2 separate regions of the Homo sapiens genome follow, and region 1 is linked to region 2. The links are chromatin loops, found by intact Hi-C in ENCODE. Cell type or tissue: IMR-90. All regions are shown on one strand. Links, peaks and the distances in the headings refer to the core of each region. The heading gives the core; the rest is flanking DNA.

Region 1 (8,056 bases), core at 2,917-7,916, 1.1 Mb after region 2:
AAGTGGAGAGCAAGGCAGCGCGGGTGGCACAGACACCGACAATTGCTTTCTGTGCCACTTGGTGGCACCAATGCCATAGGTTTTCTGTCCTCAATGTGATCGTTGTCTAGAGATTATGGGCCCCGTGCCTGCGTGGAGCTCTCTCTCCTGAAAACAATGAAGCTGTTTCTATAGATGAGAACCATCTGGTGGGGATGACAGATCAGGACTCTTTCCTGGGTCCGGGCGATTTTGTGAACAGGGACTCAGGAAAGTAGCCCTTGCAGAAGAGGGAACTGGGCATGCTGCTGGTGCAGAGAAGACCCAAGGCTTAAATAAATACTCACAGCTACCCCCTTCTTCCTCCTGCACCCTCCGCCAACACGAAAAGTGGGATAGGCCTCTTAACCATTCATACTCAGACAAAGAAAAACATTTATGAAGCACTTGCCATGTGCCACTCTGCACGTGCAGCGTCCCATCCCCATCTTCAGAGACCAGCATTCTTCTTTTGTGTGTGTGTGTGAGAGAGAGAGAGAGAGAGAGAGAGAGCAAGACAGGGTCTCACTCTGTTACCCAGGCTGGAGTGCAGTGGCGCGATCTTGGTTCACTGTAGCCTCAACCTCCCAGGCTCAAGTGATCCTCCCACCTCAGCCTCCTGAGTAGCTGGGACTGCAGGCACACATCATTACACCCAGTTATTTTTTAAAAATGTTTAGTAGAGATGGGGATCTCGATATATTGCTCAGGCTGGTCTTGAACTCCTGGGCTCAAGTGATCTGCCTGCCTCAGCCTCCCAAAACGGTGGGATTATTATAGGCGTGAGCCACTGCACCCAGCCAGGCATTCCTTTTCTTTTTTCTCTTGGAATGGAGTCCTGTCACCCAGGCTGGAGTGCGGTGGCGCGATCTCTGCTCACTGCAACCTCTGCCTCCCGGGTTCAAGCGATTCTCCTGTTTCAGCCTCCCAAGTAGCTGGGACTACAGGTGCATGCCACTATGCCTGGCTAATTTTTGTATTTTTAGTAGAGATGGGGTTTCATCATGTTGGCCGGCTGGTCTTGAAGTCCTGACCTCAGGTGATCTGCCCACCTTGGCCTCCCAAAGTGCTGGGATTACAGGGCATGAATCACCGCGCCCAGCCAGGTGTTCTTTTTTGTCATTTTATAGAGGAAGTCTCAGACGCTCAGGTTAATTTTAGCACAAGTTTACACCATGACATGGAGGAGCCACCTGCAACTCCAATCTGCGTGCAAGCAGGGCCGGGGCAGCGCGTTGCCTTGGCACGTTTTGATCACCCTTTGTTGTTTCCTGTGGGCAGGGGCTGTGCCTCAGTCTCTTATTTCTGGGCCCATTGGCCTGTCTATGAAAGGATGTCAACAGGATAATGCATGGGGTCCTTCCAGCCCTGGTATTCTAGAATTGTAGTTGGTGGCTTCTAGGACCTGGAAGGTGTTGCTTGAAACCAGTGCTGTTTAATCAGTGGGAGATTTTACACCACCCACTTCAAGCAATGTTTGAAGACATTTTGTTGTTGTTTTTGTTTCTTTGTTTGTTTGTTTTGAGACAAAGTTTTGCTTTGTGGCCCAGGCTGGAGTGCAGTGGCACAATCACTGCTCACTGCAGCCTCGAACTCCTGGGCTCAAGTGATCCTCCCATCTTAGTCACCTGAGTAGCTGGGACTACAGGCATGAGCCACCATGCCTGACTAATTTTTAATTTTTTTTTTTTTAGAGATGGGATCTTGCTGTGTTGCCCAGGCTGGTCTCCAATCCCTGATCTCAGGTGATCCTCCCACCTCAGCCTCCCAAGTAGCCGGGACTACAGGCCCATGCCACCACACCTGGCAAAAACCCATGCTGTTTAACCAGAGGGAGATTTTGCCCCCAGGGGATATTTGGCAATGTTCGAAGACATTTTTGATTGTCAAAAAATTTATGTGCAGGGGTGCTACTGGCATCTGGTGGGTAGAGGCCAAGGATGTTGTTCAACATCCCACAACACCCAGGACAACCAGCCCACAACAAAGAACTCACTGGCCTGAGTGTCAGAAGTGCTAAGGCTGAGAAACCCTGGGTTAAACTTTGTGACCCCTTGCATGGCAAGGATACGGAATTTTGAGCCCTGAGTATTCACGCAGCAGGTATTTAAAGGGTGCTTACTCTTCGCCCAGCTCTGTGTAGGTACTTGGGGAGTATACAGAACTGGAAGATGCTTCATCCCTTCCGGGGCTTAAAACTGAGTTGCTCCAAGCCTCTGGTTCTGGACACATTGTGCCTGAGCACCCTTAGATGTTGATGCTACCATCCCTCTTAGGATAAAATACCACTTTGGATTTCCAAAGAAAATATTTTATCCTCAACAGAGTAGCCACTATTTATTTATTTATTCCTACCTCATGCATAGAGCTACACTGAGTGTAGCTGGTTTATTTTCAAAAAGAAGTTGAGGAAATGCCACACATTAGACTCAAGGAAGAAAGTTAGAATCAGATGTGCAACTGTAAGCCAGCAACACAGTTGATGCAAGTAAGCTTCCTGGCAGCAAGGGCAAAAAGGGAAATAATCCTTCATGATAATATAAAGCATTGAAGGGACTGTATTACTGTCTCCTCAAAGGGTACAAAGTCTTGAATAAAATTTTAATGTAGGCTTCACACAGAAGATACTGCTTAGTATTTGGTAATGCGTACTATGTTCACCAGGCATATCAAAGGCAGGCATTTCTGGGTTTTGGATGGAATGATAAATTAGGAATGATATCTGTCTTCAGATGTCTGTTGGAGAAGATAAGCAATTATGCCACTACCTGTTAAACAGGGTTATAAATGTGAGGATAAAAGGAGTGTTACTATGTGAGTGAGGCAGGCAGAGAAGACTTACAGAATAAAACAATATGTTTTTATTTTTATCTTTTAATTTTTTTTTTTTTTGAGACAGGGTCTTGCTCTGTCACTCAGGCTGGAGTACACTGGTGTGATCACGGTTCACTGCAGCCTCAACCTCCCAGGCTCAAGTGATCCTCCCACCTCAGCCTCCGGAGTATCTGGGACTACAAGTGCACACCACCATGCCCGGCTAATTTTTTGTATTTTTGTAGAGACGGGGTTTTGCCATGTTGCTCAAAGTGGTCTTGAACTCCTAGACTCTAGCAATCTGCCCACCTTGGCCTCCCAAAGTGTTGGGGTTATAGACACATTTTAAAATACATATATATATTTTTCTAATTGCAAATTAATACACTGCATTACAGAAAATTAGAGCAATACAAATATGAAGGAGAAAATAAAAGCTCCATAACCTTTCTACCTGTAGACAACCACTGTTATCCTTTGATGTGTATCTATTTTCATGCACACATGCGCTTATATATTAATATATTTAATAGAAACAAAAATTGGAATCTCATTATATTTTACCATGTTGTAACCAAATATCCCTTAAAGGGCTTTGAAGGATGAGTTGGAGAGAAAGTGAGTTGCACGCCACTGCGGAGTTGGGCAGCCAGAGTCAATTTCCACCACGCATGCATGGATCATGGAGAGGGGTGAAATCCCACATTTCATTCTGCATCTCCAAGGGCCATCATTCACAGGGAGCTATGGAACCCAGCAGCCCTGGGGCCCCATTCTCTCTCTCTCCCTTTCTTCACCTAACAATGTAATGGGAATGGTTTTCCATGTTAAATAGTCTAGCATTTGATTTTTTGGTAACAGCTTTATTGAGATATAATTTACTTACAATTCACCCATTTGAAGTATACAAGTCAATGACTTTATTCACAGAGTTGTGCATCCATTACCACTATCAATTTTATTGATTGATTGATTGATTGATTGATTGAGATGGAGTTCCGCTCTTGTCAGCCAGGCTGGAGTGCAGTGGCACAATCTCAGCTCACTGCAACCTCCACCTCCCGGGTTTGGGTGATTCTCCTGCCTCAACCTCCCGAGTTGCTGGGACTACAGGCACATGCCACCATGCCCGGCTAATTTTTGTATTTTTAGTGGAGACAGGGTCTTTTTAGTAGAGTCTTTTGTGTCTGGCTTCCTTCACTTAAAATGATGTTTTCAAGGTTCAATCATGTTGTAGCATGGACCAGTACTCCATCCCTTTGTATGACCGAATAGTATTCCATTGTGTGGCTATACCACATTTTGTTAAAATACTCATCTGTTGATGGACATCTGGATTGTTTCCGCTTTTGGCTCTCATGAATAATGATTTTTTTCTGTTCTTTTCTTTATTTCTTTTTTTTTTTTTTTTTGAGACAGTCTCGCTCTATTGCCCAGGCTGGAGTGCAGTGGTGCGATCTTGGCTCACTGCCACCTCTGCCTCCCGGGTTCAAGTTATCTCCTGCCTCAGCCTCCCAAATAGTGGGATTACAGGCATGTGCCACCATGCCTGGCTAATTTTTGTATTTTTTTTTTTTTTAGTAAAGACAGGGTTTCGCCATGTTGGCCAGGCTGGTCTTGAACTCCTGACCTCAAGTGATCTGCCCGCCTTGGCCTCCCAAAGTGCTAGAATTACAAGCGTGAGCCACTACACCTGGCCAATAATGCTGCTTTAAAATTCATGTCCAAGTTTTTCGTGGACATGAATTATGTTTTTAGTTTTCTTGGGATATGAAAGAGTGGAATTGCTGGGTCAAATTTGATCAGTGTTTCCCCTTTTGAGGAACTACTAGACTGTTTGCCAAAGCAGCTATACCATTTTGCATTTCCACCCACAATGTACAAGGATTCCAATTTCTCATCACATCCTTGCCAACACTTGTCATTGTCTGCTTTTTAAAATTATAGCCATCCTAGTGGATGTAAAGTGGGGTCTATCGCAGGATGGTTTTGACTTGCACATCTCTGATGGCTGATGATGTTGAACATCTTTTCATGTGCTTATTGGCCATTTGTGTATCTTCTCTGGAGAGAGATGTATCTAAATCCTTTGCCCATTTTAAAATTAGCTTTTATGTCTTTTCATTTTTGAGTTGTTAGAATTCTTTATATATTCTAGATCAGATTTGCAAATATTTCCTCCCTTTCTGTGGTTGGTTTTTTTCACTTTTTTGATGGCGTTCTTGGAAGCATAGAAGTTTAATTTTGATGAAGTTCAATTTGTCTAATTTTTTTTTCTTTTTTTCTTTTTTTGAGACAGAGTCTCACTGGGTCACCCAGGCTGGAGTGCAGTGGTGTGGTCTCAGCTCACTGCAACCTCTGCCTCTGAGGTTCAAGAGATTCTCCTGCCTCAGCCTCCAGAGTAGCTGGGATTACAGGTGCATGCCACCATGCCCGGCTAATTTTTGTGTTTTTAGTAAAGATGGGGTTTTGCCATGTTGGCCAGGCTGGTTTTGAATCAGCCTCAAGTGATCTGCCTGCCTCAGCCTCTCAAAGCCCTGGGATTACAGGCATGAGCCACCGTGCTCAGACCACCACTTGGTTTTCTAATGACTGAAGATATTCCTTGGAATGGATGTGCCATAAGGGGATCATTGTTTGACCCTAATTTGCATCAAGTTCTTTGTTTTAACTCCCACCCCCATGTCTTTATTCTGGAGATTATCTGGAGTTCAAGCTCAAGCCAATTGCAAATTTCATCCGATCCTTGCAGCTGTTTTAAACACGTCATTGGTCGACCTTCCTCTGTTCCTCCCTCCCAAATGTGTTTAGTGGTGTTCGGACCTCTGCAAAGCAATAGATGAGGTTCCCAAGTCTCCAAGTAGCCAGCTTCAGGTGCCCTGTCCCTGACCTTTCATTGCCCGGGGTTGCACTAATGCAACATTGCAGGATCACGTCGCCATCTGCTGGCAAATGTGGGCAAATGCAATGCCAGGAACCCTACGATTTAGCCGTCTGTTGCTTCTCCAAGGCAGATTGGCAAGTCTATCATTCCTTTATTTATTTTTATTTTTTTATTTTTATTTTTTTGAGATGGAGTCTCACTTTTGTCGCCCAGGCTGGAGTGCAGTGGTGCGATCTCGGCTCACTGAAGCCTCCGCCTCCCAGCCATCGGCTGATTCTTTTCATTCTGGCCGACTCCTGTTGCTTTGTAAGGGCCTTCCCAACCTTTGGAGGTAGTGTCTAAATACTAAACCACTTATAAAACGGAATCTGTTTTCTACAAAGCAAGGAAGTTTATGTACTTCTTGTTCCACGGGCAACTCTTGGTGCCTGAAAAATGTCATCACCGAGTAGGAAGCAATAGGTTATTTCAGGCGAGGAAAGGACAATGGATACAAATAGTTTCTTGTGTCATAATGGTCATATTGTCAGCATTATATTTGTTAAGTCTCTGATTCTCCCGAAGCCAGAATTCTCTCTGGCGCATCATTATTCCTGCCTCTCCCAGGCCTCTGGGTCGATGCACTGTCCCTGCCTGCTGATGAGAAGAGGAGGCCCTGAAAAGACAAATGATTGACCTTTGATTGTTTTCTAGAACAGCAGCAACTTTGTATTTTTCAAGGAATGATAGGCCAGGTGCAGTGGCTCACACCTGTAATCCCAGCACTTTGAGGGGCCAAGGCGGGCGGATCACTTGGGGTCAGGAGTTGGAGACCAGCCTGGCCAACATGGGAAACCTTATGTCTACTAAAAATACAAAAATTAGCCAGGGCTGGTGGCATGCACATGTAATCCCAGCTACTCGGGAGGTTGAGGCAGGAGAATCGCTTGAACCTGGGAGGTGGAGGTTGCAGTGAGCAGAGATTATGCCACTGCAGTCCAGCCTGGGTGAAAAGAGTGAATCTCCATCTGAAAATAATAATAATAATAATAATAATAATAATAATAATAATAATAATGGAATGATAGACTAGCTAGGGAGTGAAATCATCAGTACCCAGGATACCATCTTATGCTCAGGAGATATTTTAATAAGTATTTAGTGAATGAATCAAAAAGATCAATCATTCTGTATGTTGACTTTTTTGTTTTTTTTTTTTTGAGACAGGGTCTCATTCCTTCACCCAGGCTGGAGTGCAGTGGTGCGATCACGGCTCACTGCAGCCTCAACCTCCCAAGGTTCAAGTGATCCTCCTGCCTCAGCCCCCCAAGTAGCTGGGACTACAGGCACAAACCACCATGCCCAGCTAATATTTGTATTTTTAGCAGAGACAGGATTTCGCTATGTTGGCCAGGCTGGTCTCGAACTCCTGGACTTAAACAATCCCCCCGCCTCGGCCTCCCAAAATGCTGGGATTACAGGCGTGAGCCACCATGCCCGGCCTTGACTTTTGACTCACTTTTCTTTTTACCATACCCAGCTGCTTTATCCTGCCCTAAATGCCTCAGTCGTTTCAATAAATATTTGTAACACTGTTCAATGAGAGCATGTGTTTATAACTTTTCTTTCAGTCTTTAACAAAAGGCACAAAAATGTGATTTTCTAAAATGTACGGAAAAATGTGTACACAAATATTTACAACAGCACTATTCCAGTAGCCACAAGGTAGAAATAGCCCAGATGTTCATCAGCAGAGGAATATTTAAACAAAATGTGGTCTACCCATGCAGTGGAATATTATTCAACCATAAACAAAATGTGGTCTACCCAAACAGTGGAATATTACTCAGCCACAAAAAGGAAGGAAGTGCTGATCCATGCTACAACATGGATGAAACTCGGCAGCCTGATGCTAAATCCTAAACAAGAAGCTAGTCACAAAGGCCACATCATCTATGATTCCACTTAACGAGAAATGGCAAATCGGAATATAGGCACATCTGTAGAGACAGAAAGTAGATTAGTGGTTGCTTGGGGCTGAAGGGACTGGGGGAAATGGGGAGTGATGGCTAATTGATATGGGATTTCTTTCAGGGAGGTAATGAAAATATTCTAGAATTGATTGTGAGAATGGCTGTGCAACTCTGAATATACTAAGAAATATACGAAGATGGCCAGGGGCGGTGGCTCATGCCTGTAATCCCAGCACTTTGGGAGGCTGATGTGGGAGGATCACTTGAGCCCAGGAGTTTGAGACCAGTCTGGGCAGCATAGTGAGACCCCAGCTCTTCAACGAAAAAAGCAAAGGAAAGAAACATACTAAGAATACACTTGTATGTGTGGCATGGGAGAATGGAACCC
Region 2 (10,560 bases), core at 3,252-8,251:
CCAGCACCCCAGCCTCTGTTCCCCATTGCCTTCAACCCATGTTACTCTTCAGGGCATGATGGCTCCTTCTCTTTTGCCACCCAAGCCTTGTACAACTTCACTTTTGGCCAGCTCTAATCTGGAACCACACAGAGAAGGGGATTCTGGAAACACGGGTGCCATGGAAGCATGGGTGCCAGTGTAACTGAGTTGTCAGTGGGCTAATCCATGACTGGGAGAGGAGGCAGAAGATAGGAGATGAGGTCAGAGACATGGTCGGGGCTCAGTTCCTGAGGCCCCTTGTAGCCATTGCTGGCAGCTTCTTAGTAGAATGGGAAACCACTGGAGGGGATTAAAGAAGGGAAGGGACTTGTTGGATTTCACTTAACTCGTTCTAGGCTAAACTAAATCCATGAGTCAATTTCCCTTCCTCTCTCCCTCCTTCATCCCTCGGTGTTCCCTTTCTGTCTAACTACCTTGCTTTCCTCATCTGTAAAATGGGGATGCTAGTTGTATCATCCTCATGGAGTTGTTGCAAGGAAAGAAATGAAGTCATATAAACACTGTGTTCGTATAAACACTTGTCTGGCAAATTTGGCACTGAATATGTACTGGACTGTGATTATTTTTATTGTTTTTAAAGTCAGCTTCCCTCCCTCCTTCCTCCTCCCTCCTTCCCAAGCTGAATCTGAACCAAGGAAGTCTTCCTACAGAGCCACTGACTGGTCCCCACTAAGGCAGGGGTGGAGGGAGGGGCAGGATGTTTTCCTCTCCAGCCTTTGTCTTGCAGCAGAACCCCTGTCGAGCAACCTGGTCCAAGGCTTCATCCACCTGTCCTGTCCCCCTGCAGCCCACTTTCTCTTTCTTGCAGGCCACCCCTGCCCCCTCTGTCTTGCCCACCTGCTGCTTCATGTGGCCAGCATCTGGCTTTTGTGGAACCCCCCCAATGAGAACAAAGAGAACCCGACTCTCTGGCTGTCATCTCTGATCAGCGCTGTAGTCACTTTCTCTTTTTATTCCTGGCATCCACGAGGTGCTGGGCAGAAGAATTGGGTGCAGAATTGACATTGAACTTGTGCTTGGCAGGGCCTGAACTCTTTGAGGTTTGTGGGTTCCATGAAACTACATGAACTGAGTCAGCTCCAAACAGACTATTACATCTTAGAATGAGACCCCCAGTCCTGTCCCTGGGCTCCCGATCTGGTCCCTATCTGCTGATGTTTTCACTGGCTCATTGCACCCAGCTACCCTCTCTTCTTCACAACGCCTGCCCCAGGGCCTTTGCACAGCCCTTCTTTCTGCCTGGAATACCCTGCCTCAATCTTCCTCTGGCTGATTCCTTGTCATTTTGGACTCAGCCCAACTGCCAGCTTCTCAGAGTCCCACTTCCATCCTGGCCACTCTCTATCCTATCATAGTCTCTAGCATATCTAAAATGATTTTGTTTATTTTCATACCCCTTTCCACAAGAACAGTGGTGCTCAAAACCTCAACATGTATCAGAATCCCCCAGAGGGTTCCACTCCCAGAGTTCCTGCTTCAGCCAGTCCGGGGCAGTGCCCAGAAATCTGCATTAACAAGTTCCCAGGCGACGCTGGTGCTGCTGGTTTGGGGAACACGCTTTGAGAACCCCTGTGTTGGAATTCTCCCTGCATCTGGCTCAGAGTTGGAATGCAAGAAGTAGTCACGGAGTGACTGAGTGAATGCTAGTGGTTGATGATAACAGCAGCGACAAATATTGATTGAGTTCTTACTGGGCCAAGTCACGCAGCACCTGCTCATTTAATTCTTCAACAACCTCATGAGGTCCGTAGGATTATTATTCCTATTTTCTGGTAAGAAAACTGAGGCTCAGAAAGGTAGAGCCCTTGCCTGGGAGGGGGGTGGTGGTCACACAGCAACTAAGTGTCAGAGGCGGGGTTTGAACTCATTTCTGTCTGACTCCTGTTAAGCGGAGGCTTCCCACATAAAAAAGTGGTGGGAATGAATGGCTTTCTCCTTAACTCTGAGTGGTCCCTGTGTTTCCATTTGCTCAGCTTGAGGGAGCAACCCTTTGGGGCTTTTGTAGCAGCTTACACTGGAACTGAGATAAAAAGAAATTATTTAAAGGCTGCATGTAAATATCAAATAATATTGCACATTTGCAGAGCACCTTCAGTTTTAGGAAGCACCTGCATGCAGGTGATCTTGTTTTAGCCTCGCAACCATATGAGTGGTGGGCAGATTAGGCTGCACGCCCAGTTTCACAGATGGGAACATTCCCAGCAGATTTGACTCTCCATCAGTATCTCTGTCCTTCCCAGCCACGGTCCTGAGGGAGGATGGGAGGCTTCTGTGGGCGCATGATTATGTTTGAAACTTGCAGGGAACATGCAGGGGGAAGGCAGAAAGGGCAAGGAGGATGAAAATATTTGTTATTATTTGGAGCAAAATTATTCTTGCCTTCCTTTAAAATATGCTGAGGGGAGATGGCTCCAGTTCATTATAGTCATGATTTTCACTCAGGTGGCTTTTTGCTTTCTCTAATTATTTCCCTGATTACCAACTTATACACTCGTGTGAGAAGTACCCAAGCTATTGTTTGGGAGAGAAAAAGAAAGCACCGCATTGACCATAATTTGCATCCACATTGGTATGTTACTTAGCAATTTTTTTTTTTTTTTGAGACAGAATCACTCTGTCGCCCCGGCTAGATTGCAGCGGCTTAATCTCGGCTCACTGCAACCTCTGCCTCCCAGGTTCAAGCAATTCTCCTGCCTCAGCCTCCCAAGTAGCTGGGATTACAGGCACCCACCACTATGCCCAGCTAATTTTTTGTATTTTTAGTAGAGACGGGGTTTCACCATGTTGGCCAGGTTGGTCTCAAACTCCTGACCTCGTGATTCGCCCACCTCGGCCTCCCAGAGTGTTGGGATTATAGGCGTAAGCCACCATGCCTGGCTTAGTATTTTTTAAACAGCTGCATGGGGACAGGCGTGGTGGCTTACGCCTGTAATCCCAGCACTTTGGGATGCCGAGGCAGATGGATCACTGGAGGTCAGGATTTTGAGTCCAACCTGGCCAAAATGGTGAAACCCTGTCTCCACTAAAAATATAAAATTTGGCTGGGCATGGTGGTGCATGCCAATAGTCCCAGTTACTTGAGAGGCTGAGGCAGGATAATTGTTTGAACCCAGGAGGTGGAGGCTGCAGTAAGCTGAGATCATGCCACTGCACTCCAGCCTGGGCAACAGAGCAAGATTCCATCTCAATAAATAAATAAATAGGCCAGGTGTGGTGACTCACACCTGTAATCCCAGCACTTTGGGAGGCCAAGGTGGGTGGATCACCTGGGGTCAGGAGTTCAAGAACAGCCTGGCCAACATGGTGAAACCCCATCTCTACTAAAAATACAAAAATTAGCCAGGCGTTGTGGTGCACGCCTATAGTTCCAGCTACTCAGAGCGTCGAGGCAGGAGAATGGCTTGAACCCTGGAGGCGGACGCTGCAGACAGCCAAGATTGCGCATTGCACTCTGGCCTGGGTGACAGAGGGAGACTCCATCTCAAAAAAAAAAATAAAATAAAATAAAGTAAAATAAAATAAAATGGGAAAAAAGTCTGGAAGGAAATCCACTTGGATATTTAGCATAGCTGTTCTTTGGTTAAGGGTGATGATTTTCTTTCTTTTGCCCTTCTGCATTTTCTGTCTTTCTGGGCAACAAATAAGTAGTTGTGTAACTTAAATGAGAAAGTTTGAAGGAAAAGAATCCTCCTCGAACCCTGTTTGCTTACTTTCATCTGTACTGTGATACTTTCTTCTCTGCTGCTGATGCCTGGTGGGGCAGGATGCTCTGACCTCCCAGGTTTCAATGGTTTTCTCACTGATTCACCGTCCCTTTGCATCTGTTCAAAAGGAAAAACTTTCTGGGCTGCATCTTTCTAAAGTAAACCTTCCCATGGCTTAGGCAACTCCTGACCACTGCGGGGAGGATTTCCTTGATTGCACCTGTGTCGATCTTCGGCCATAGTCATTGGGCAGTTATCTTGTAGTTGCTTTGATATCTAAATCTCCCATATTAGACTGGAAATTCCTAGATAGCAAGAGCCATCTTTTAATAAACAAAATAATAACGATAAAATATTAAAAACATACTGAGTGTCAGGCGGTGTTCTGAGCTGATTTTGAGGGTTATTTCACTTAATCGTCAGATATCCCCATGAGACAGGGACTTTTGTATTCCCCAGTTTTCAGATAAGAGAATGAAGGCACAGAGGGGTGAACCATGGTACCCAACCAAGGTCACATGGCCAGTAAATTGCGGGGTACCAGCACTTGAGCTCGGGCTGATTCCAGACCGTACACTCTAAACGCAGCACTTTGTTCATTTCCTACAAACTACTTAGCATGGTTGCAAAAGTATCATTGAATGAATTAACGAACAAATGAACTGTCATAATCTAATCACAGAAATTATGTCCTTGGAGGGGAAGGTTGAAGCCTTTATAATTTGCCCTAGGGGAGAGAAGTGAAGCCAAAGCACTTTCTGTCTGTGTATCAGGAATGAGATCGTGTGGGAGGGATAGTGATCAGATAATGAGAGATTTTCTCTCTAAAACAGGGGTTGACCAAGTATAGCCCACGGGCCAAAGTCAGCCCTCCACCTGCTTTTGTAAATAAAGTTTTATTGGAACACTGCCATACCTATTTGTTTCCACTTTGTCTATGGCTGTTTTCACGCTGCAACATCAGAATTGTGTAGTGTGACAGAGACCGTATGGCCCACAAAACCTGAAATATTTACTGTCAAGCTTTTTAGAGAAAATGTTTGCTAACCCTTTTTGTAAAAGACCAAGCTAGAAATAGTGAGTGTCAATTAAAACAAATACATACATGTCTAAGTCAGGGGAGATTTTGGTCTGATGTAAAGAAGAACTTCCTTTTGGAGGAGGGCAATAAATACATGAAGAGGCTGGGGAGGCATTGACTGTGGAGAACTCTGTAGTGGGGGTGAATGAATATTTGCACAAGTGGTACAACATTTATAGGGGGCTGTAATTGATCAAGAACTTCCTATAGTAAGTGCTCAGGGGAAGGCAGGAAGGAGGCACACGCCCAGAGAGGGTGAGATGCCTAGGGTCACACAGCTAGTACCTGGTAGAGCTTGTGCTCAAACCCACATCAGTTTCACCCAAAACTTTCATTATACATGGTCCTGACTGGGCATGGTGGCTCACACCTGTAATCCCAGCACTTTGGGAGGCTGAGGTGGGCAGATCACAAGGTCAGGAGTTCGAGACCAGTCTGGCTAACACAGTGAAACCCCATCTCTACTAAAAATACAAAAAATTAGCTGGGTGTGGTGGTGTGCGCCTGTAATCCCAGCTACTTGGGAGGCTGAGGCAGGAGAATTGCGTGAATCTGGGAGGCAGAGGTTACAGTGAGCTGAGATTGTGCCATTGCATTCCAGCCCGGGTGACAGTGCGAGACTCCGTCTCAAAAACCCAACCCAAAACGTTATGCATGGTCCATTGTGCTGACTTTTGGGGTCTGTTCTGCATCAGACTGAGTTCTTTGGGGAGTGGGGACCACATCTCGTTGTCTTTGGAGTGCTGTACACAGATGCTGTCTGGATAGTACTCTCTGAAGGTCACTCCTATATAGGAGTCTGTGGCTTTCTTTGGGTGAGTGTGACCACCATCCTGATGGGATTCAGAAATGTGGGGTTGCCCTACACTCCGAATTTCCCCCACTGACTTCACTCTTCAAACAGGAAACCTTAAATGGTCCTCCTTTCCCCACACAGAGAACCTGTTGCTTTGAGTTGGGAGGGTGGGAGACGGTACTTCCCTACCCCCAACATCAGCCCTGTCCTTGGGAACAGAGCTCAGTTTAGCTTCATCATCTGATCATTTTCTTTCTTTAGCGCCTTTGTTTCTTTCCTTCTCTATCTGGTACTTTGTGGAGGAGAAATGAGGCAGACCAGCTTTGTAACCGGATACCAGGATGCTCTCAGTGGCTCGGGCTGACAGATTTTTCAAGCTCCACTTGTAAAGACCTTGTGCCATCATGATCACGTAGGGTGGAGGAACTGAGCGTCAGGGCTGCATTGTTGCTTTCAATCCTAGGCTCCTTGCTTGAAAAAGTTAGGGGCACGTAGCTGCTTGGCCGTAGACACTGGGATGCCTTTTCCTCCCAGTGTTTTCTTGGACACCATACGACCAGGGCCACCTCTTGATGGCGCAGTGTCATGTTTGGCCACCAGGAGGCGCTGCCCGATAAGCTTCCTTTAGCGGAGACGTCAAAATTGTCTTGAAATCGGTGCACAAGATGCATAGTAATGTAGAAACTGGCAGGAACCTCGGTCTGATCATCTCAACTTTTAAGTAAGGAAAAACTGAGTCTGAGAGAGGAGGAGGGCTTGACCCAGCTACAGCAGGGACTAATGCTGGCTTAATTCTGTTTCACAGACCGAGCTTTCTCGGCAGGCAGGCTGGAAGCCAGGGGAGACCCTGGGTTTCTTTCCCGGCTGGCCCCTAGTGAACGGCAGAGGCATCTATCAGAGCAGCCTACTCCGACGGGGCCTTGCTGCCACTCACCTTCCTTCCGCATTCATGTCATGATGCTCTTGCGTTGGTCTCCCTGCCACACTGCAAGACCAATTAAGAGGAGAAAATGAACTGTAAAGAAGGAACATTGAAATGCAGCCTCCAAATAATAACTAGTGGAGATGCAAAGGGAGCTCCGAAGCGACAGAAAAAACTCTAGGCAGTGGCTTCATTCCCTTGGGAGACATCTGGAAAGAGCTTGGGGCCCGGCCTGGGGCACCCCCAGCTGCATGGGAGCCCTCCCGAGAGGCTGTCTAAAGAATGGCTACGATGAGAAGTGGCTGGACTTGCTTCAGTTGAAATCAGTGTTCTGGTGCTTGCCACATTCCCTGCAGTGGGGTGCACTGATAAAAAAGACACGGGCCACAGTTGGCAAGGGGCTGGGCCTCCCGGCTGCGTCATTCAGCTGCCCTGGTTGGTTTGTGGCACAGTCAGGAAGGCATATGAGTCCTGAGCCTGGGATGTGAGTCCTGCCTGGGCCACGGGTCCAGCCTCTTCCCTATCGGAACCTCTGTCTTTGAAACAGGCATCATGATAGCGAGTCTTTTAGTGTTGTGATGTTTAAGGGAGGTGATGTGTGCTTTTGCCTCTGTCTGGGACAACCTCTCCATCTGAGCGGGACTTTGCTGTGCTCCTTTTGGCTGGGGTGAATTGGGAATCATACAACCCAAAGAGAATGGTGAAGTGAAAGGTTTCTCTCCATTTCCTAATAAGTACGGTGTTGGCATTGCCTGTTCTGCCTCCAGTATCTTTCTGGAAGGTAGATTCCACAGGAACTGAATGGTCTCGGGGCCCCAGAGCTGTTGAAGTCCACTCCATGATGGGTACCGACAGTTGAGGGTGTTGCCTGTGACTTCCATCAGGCCCTAAACTTGACGATGCTACTGCCCTGTGGATGGAAGACAGTGTTCTGACCCCTTTTAGTACTTTGGAGCAGAAAAAAGTTAGCACCCAATCGCAATCTTCTTTTAACATATTTGGGAGGTTGGGAAAAGTTTCCCAATAGTCTTTTATGGAAATATTTTTACTCCCCAAGAGTGGGCAAGTTTCTAGACTAAAGGGATTTTCTGTAGGGGGTTGTCAGTTTACGGAGGGTACTTCCTAACTGCAGACTGTCTGGAGGCTGTAGGGTAGGCGGCCTTGCTTAACAACAGTGCTCATCGTTAATCCTCTCTGATGTCAGTCATTACATCTCAGGTCCCAAGTAGGAGGTTTTCTTGGTGGTCTCCAATTACAGCACAAAAAGGGCTAGCCCCTAGGGTTTCTCAACCTTGGCACTGTTGACATTTGGGGCTGGAAAATTGTGGTGGGGACTGTCCCATGCCTTGGAAGATGTTTAACAGCATCCCTGGCCTCTACCCACTGGATGCCAGTAGCATCCAACCCCCTAGCCCCTGGTAGTGACCATCAAAAATGCCTACAGACACTGTCAAATGTCCCCTGCGGCAAAATCACTCTGGGCTGAGAGCCACTGGCTTGACTGATCCTAAGCGCTCCAGGAACATAGCCGCTTTGGTTCTAAGGAGGAGGATAATGATTATGACGACACTGACGACAACTTCTGTATTCTGAGGCCAGATGAAAGCCAGGAGCTTTTGTGAACACTGAGGTTCTGTAAAGCACAGAAAACCATAACTGAGTTGGGGTTTGGCTTATCATGCCCAGAGCATGGTTTTCCCAGGGGTCTTTAGTCCAATTAACAGGAACCAGATGAAAGCGAGGAACCGTGATATACCACCCTCCCTCCAACTCGCCATGCACACACATACATGCACCATCTCTCCCTGTCTCCCCAGGGACCTTGTTAAAACTTCCATCAGTTTTGCAGATAAACAGCTCCTGATCACCCATGAAAGGGGGCAACAGCAGACGGAGCTCAGGGCTGGAGGCAGGATGCTTCGGTTCTGGCTCTGCCCCTGACTTCTCTGGTTATGGGAGCCTGGGTCAGCCACATGGCCTCACTGAGCCTGGTGTCTTGGTCTGCCAAATGCCTGAGGACAGGATGGATGGCCCATAAGCCCCTTTTTCCCTGGACTCTGTGTCTCGGGTTCGATTTTCATGCCCAGCCAGTGAGCTGCCAGCAGAAACTGCATCCCTGCCCTCGAAGACGGCTCTCTGGTTTACCCGCACAGCTTCTAACTGTTGTTACTATTACTGCATTGATCCCTATATCCACTCAGTGACACCTTTTTTGGATTCTTTGAACATAAAAAAATTAATTCCCACCTTTGCATTTGTTTCTTCTGCCTGCAATACTGTTTCTGTGAGCCAGCTCCTTTTCATTATTTGGGTCTCAGCTCAAATGCTGTAGGAAGTACTCAGTGCATGGTATTAGTGTGATTATCATATATTACTATTAGTATGATTCTCATTGCTCTTCTCAGGCTGGGGAAGCACAGGGGCTGGGAAGCCCAGAGGAGGAGCCTCACCGCAGCCCGAGCAAGGTCAGGGGAAGTTTTCTAGGAGAATAAACCCCTCCATTGAGTTCAAAGGCTATGTTTGGGCTTCTCCTGTTGCCTCCTGGGTTGATTATTTTATTTTATTGCCTATCAAATGCCAAATCTCCAATCTACTCAGGACAGTTTCTTTTTTCATTCAAATCACCATAGCTCAAAAAAAATCCCTACCCCGCCCCCCACCCCCAGTATCTTTTTGGACCATTTTGTGATGTCAAAGCTGCCTGCAAACTTTCAGTATTGAAGTCAGTAACATACGGTGCCCTGGAAAAGGTGTACTTGTTTTGTTTGGATTTTGGAAAGAAGGACAGAGTTGTACTCAACTACATCCACTTTCCTTTGATCTTTGTACCACTGACCAGAGGGTGGAAGCAGAATTTACCTGAAACTCCTTTTAACTTCGGATCATGGTCTTTATTCAGCCGAGTCCTTCGGATTCTTGGGTGATGCCAGTTCTGTTTTTTTTTTTTATTTTTTTTGAGACAGGGTCTCACTCTCTTGCCCAGGCTTGAGTGCAGTAGCCTGATCTTGGCTCACTGCAACCTTTGCCTGCCAGGCTCAAGCCGTCCTCCTCCCTCAGCCCCCAGAGTAGTTGGAACTATAGGGGTATGCCACCATACCTGGCTAATTTTTTTAATGAAAATTTTTTTTTTTGTACAGACAGGGTTTCACCATGTTGCCCAGGCTGGTATTGAACTCCTGGGCTCAAGCGATCCGCCTGCCTCGGCCTCCCAAAGTGCCCCGCCAGGTGTTGCCGGTTCTAAGACAAGATACTGTGATTTTTTGGGAAATCACGGTAGGGGAATTATGACATCAAGGTGGGTTCAAAATAGGTTGAGATGAAAGAGCTTGTAGATTTCTTCATGAAGGAAGGACTTAGTGTCCGGTGGTCTTTTCTGAATATTCATGATGCCACTGAATGTGGAAAAAGAGGATTTAAAATGCACCCCTGGCCAGGCACAATGGCTCATACTTGTAATCCCAGTGACTTGGGAGGCTTGCTTGAGTGACAGGAAGATTGCTTGAGGCTGAAGTTCAAGACTAGCCTGGGCAACATAGCAAGACCACTTCTCTACAAAGAATAAAAAAATCAGCTGGGCTTGGTCGTGTGTGCCTGTAGTCCCAGCTATTCAGGAGGCCAAGGCTGGAGGATCTCTTGAGCCTAGGTGTTTGAGGCTGCAGTGAGCTATGATCATGCCACTGCACTCCTGCCTGGGTGGCGGAGCAGGACCCTGTCTCTAAGAAAACTCCAACCCCCACCCCCAAATGCACTCCTGTCCCAAGGGTTTCTGCACAGATATTTAACATTCCTCTACTATGTATAAGGCATTGGTCCACGTTTACAGTGTGCTAGACACATCATGTGTGAGGAATTTCCATGGATGACTTCCTTTGATTTTTATTACAACTTTCTAAGCTATGAGTTGTCCCGTCCCTTGTAAAAAGGGAGGAGATAGAATTCAGAGAGGTGCCTGGGCCTAGCAAAGGCCGCACAGCTTGGGTAAGTCACAAAGCCAGCATTGTGCTCAGAACTTAGG

Evidence for each region. Hi-C counts contacts between places; a loop is a spot of excess contacts. Peaks named below come from ENCODE experiments on the same cell type or tissue, not always from the same donor. Only the 100,000 strongest peaks of a DNase experiment are listed, where the experiment ranks them.
Region 1: a loop joins it to region 2, with 25 times the contacts of the local background. A loop is called at or near these places in 4 of 110 quality-filtered maps.

What each region holds. Positions count from the first base shown.
Region 1 is chr12:116,701,108-116,709,163 of GRCh38, reverse strand. No RefSeq gene overlaps it. Among named protein-coding and RNA genes, the nearest start is that of SPRING1, 33 kb to the left of the region's middle. RefSeq lists an enhancer at 1,293-1,342. In IMR-90, for the core only: a CTCF peak has its summit at 5,773 (motif pointing left); no DNase peak of the experiment used is centred there.
Region 2 is chr12:117,833,082-117,843,641 of GRCh38, reverse strand. All of the region lies in intron 3 of KSR2 (kinase suppressor of ras 2), which reads left to right. LOC105370011 (a long non-coding RNA gene) reads right to left here. Exons shown (of 3, transcript XR_945403.3): 2 at 9,405-9,477. Among named protein-coding and RNA genes, the nearest start is that of KSR2, 130 kb to the left of the region's middle. RefSeq lists an enhancer at 6,878-7,423. In IMR-90, for the core only: a CTCF peak has its summit at 6,223 (motif pointing right); a DNase peak (open chromatin) is centred at 6,241.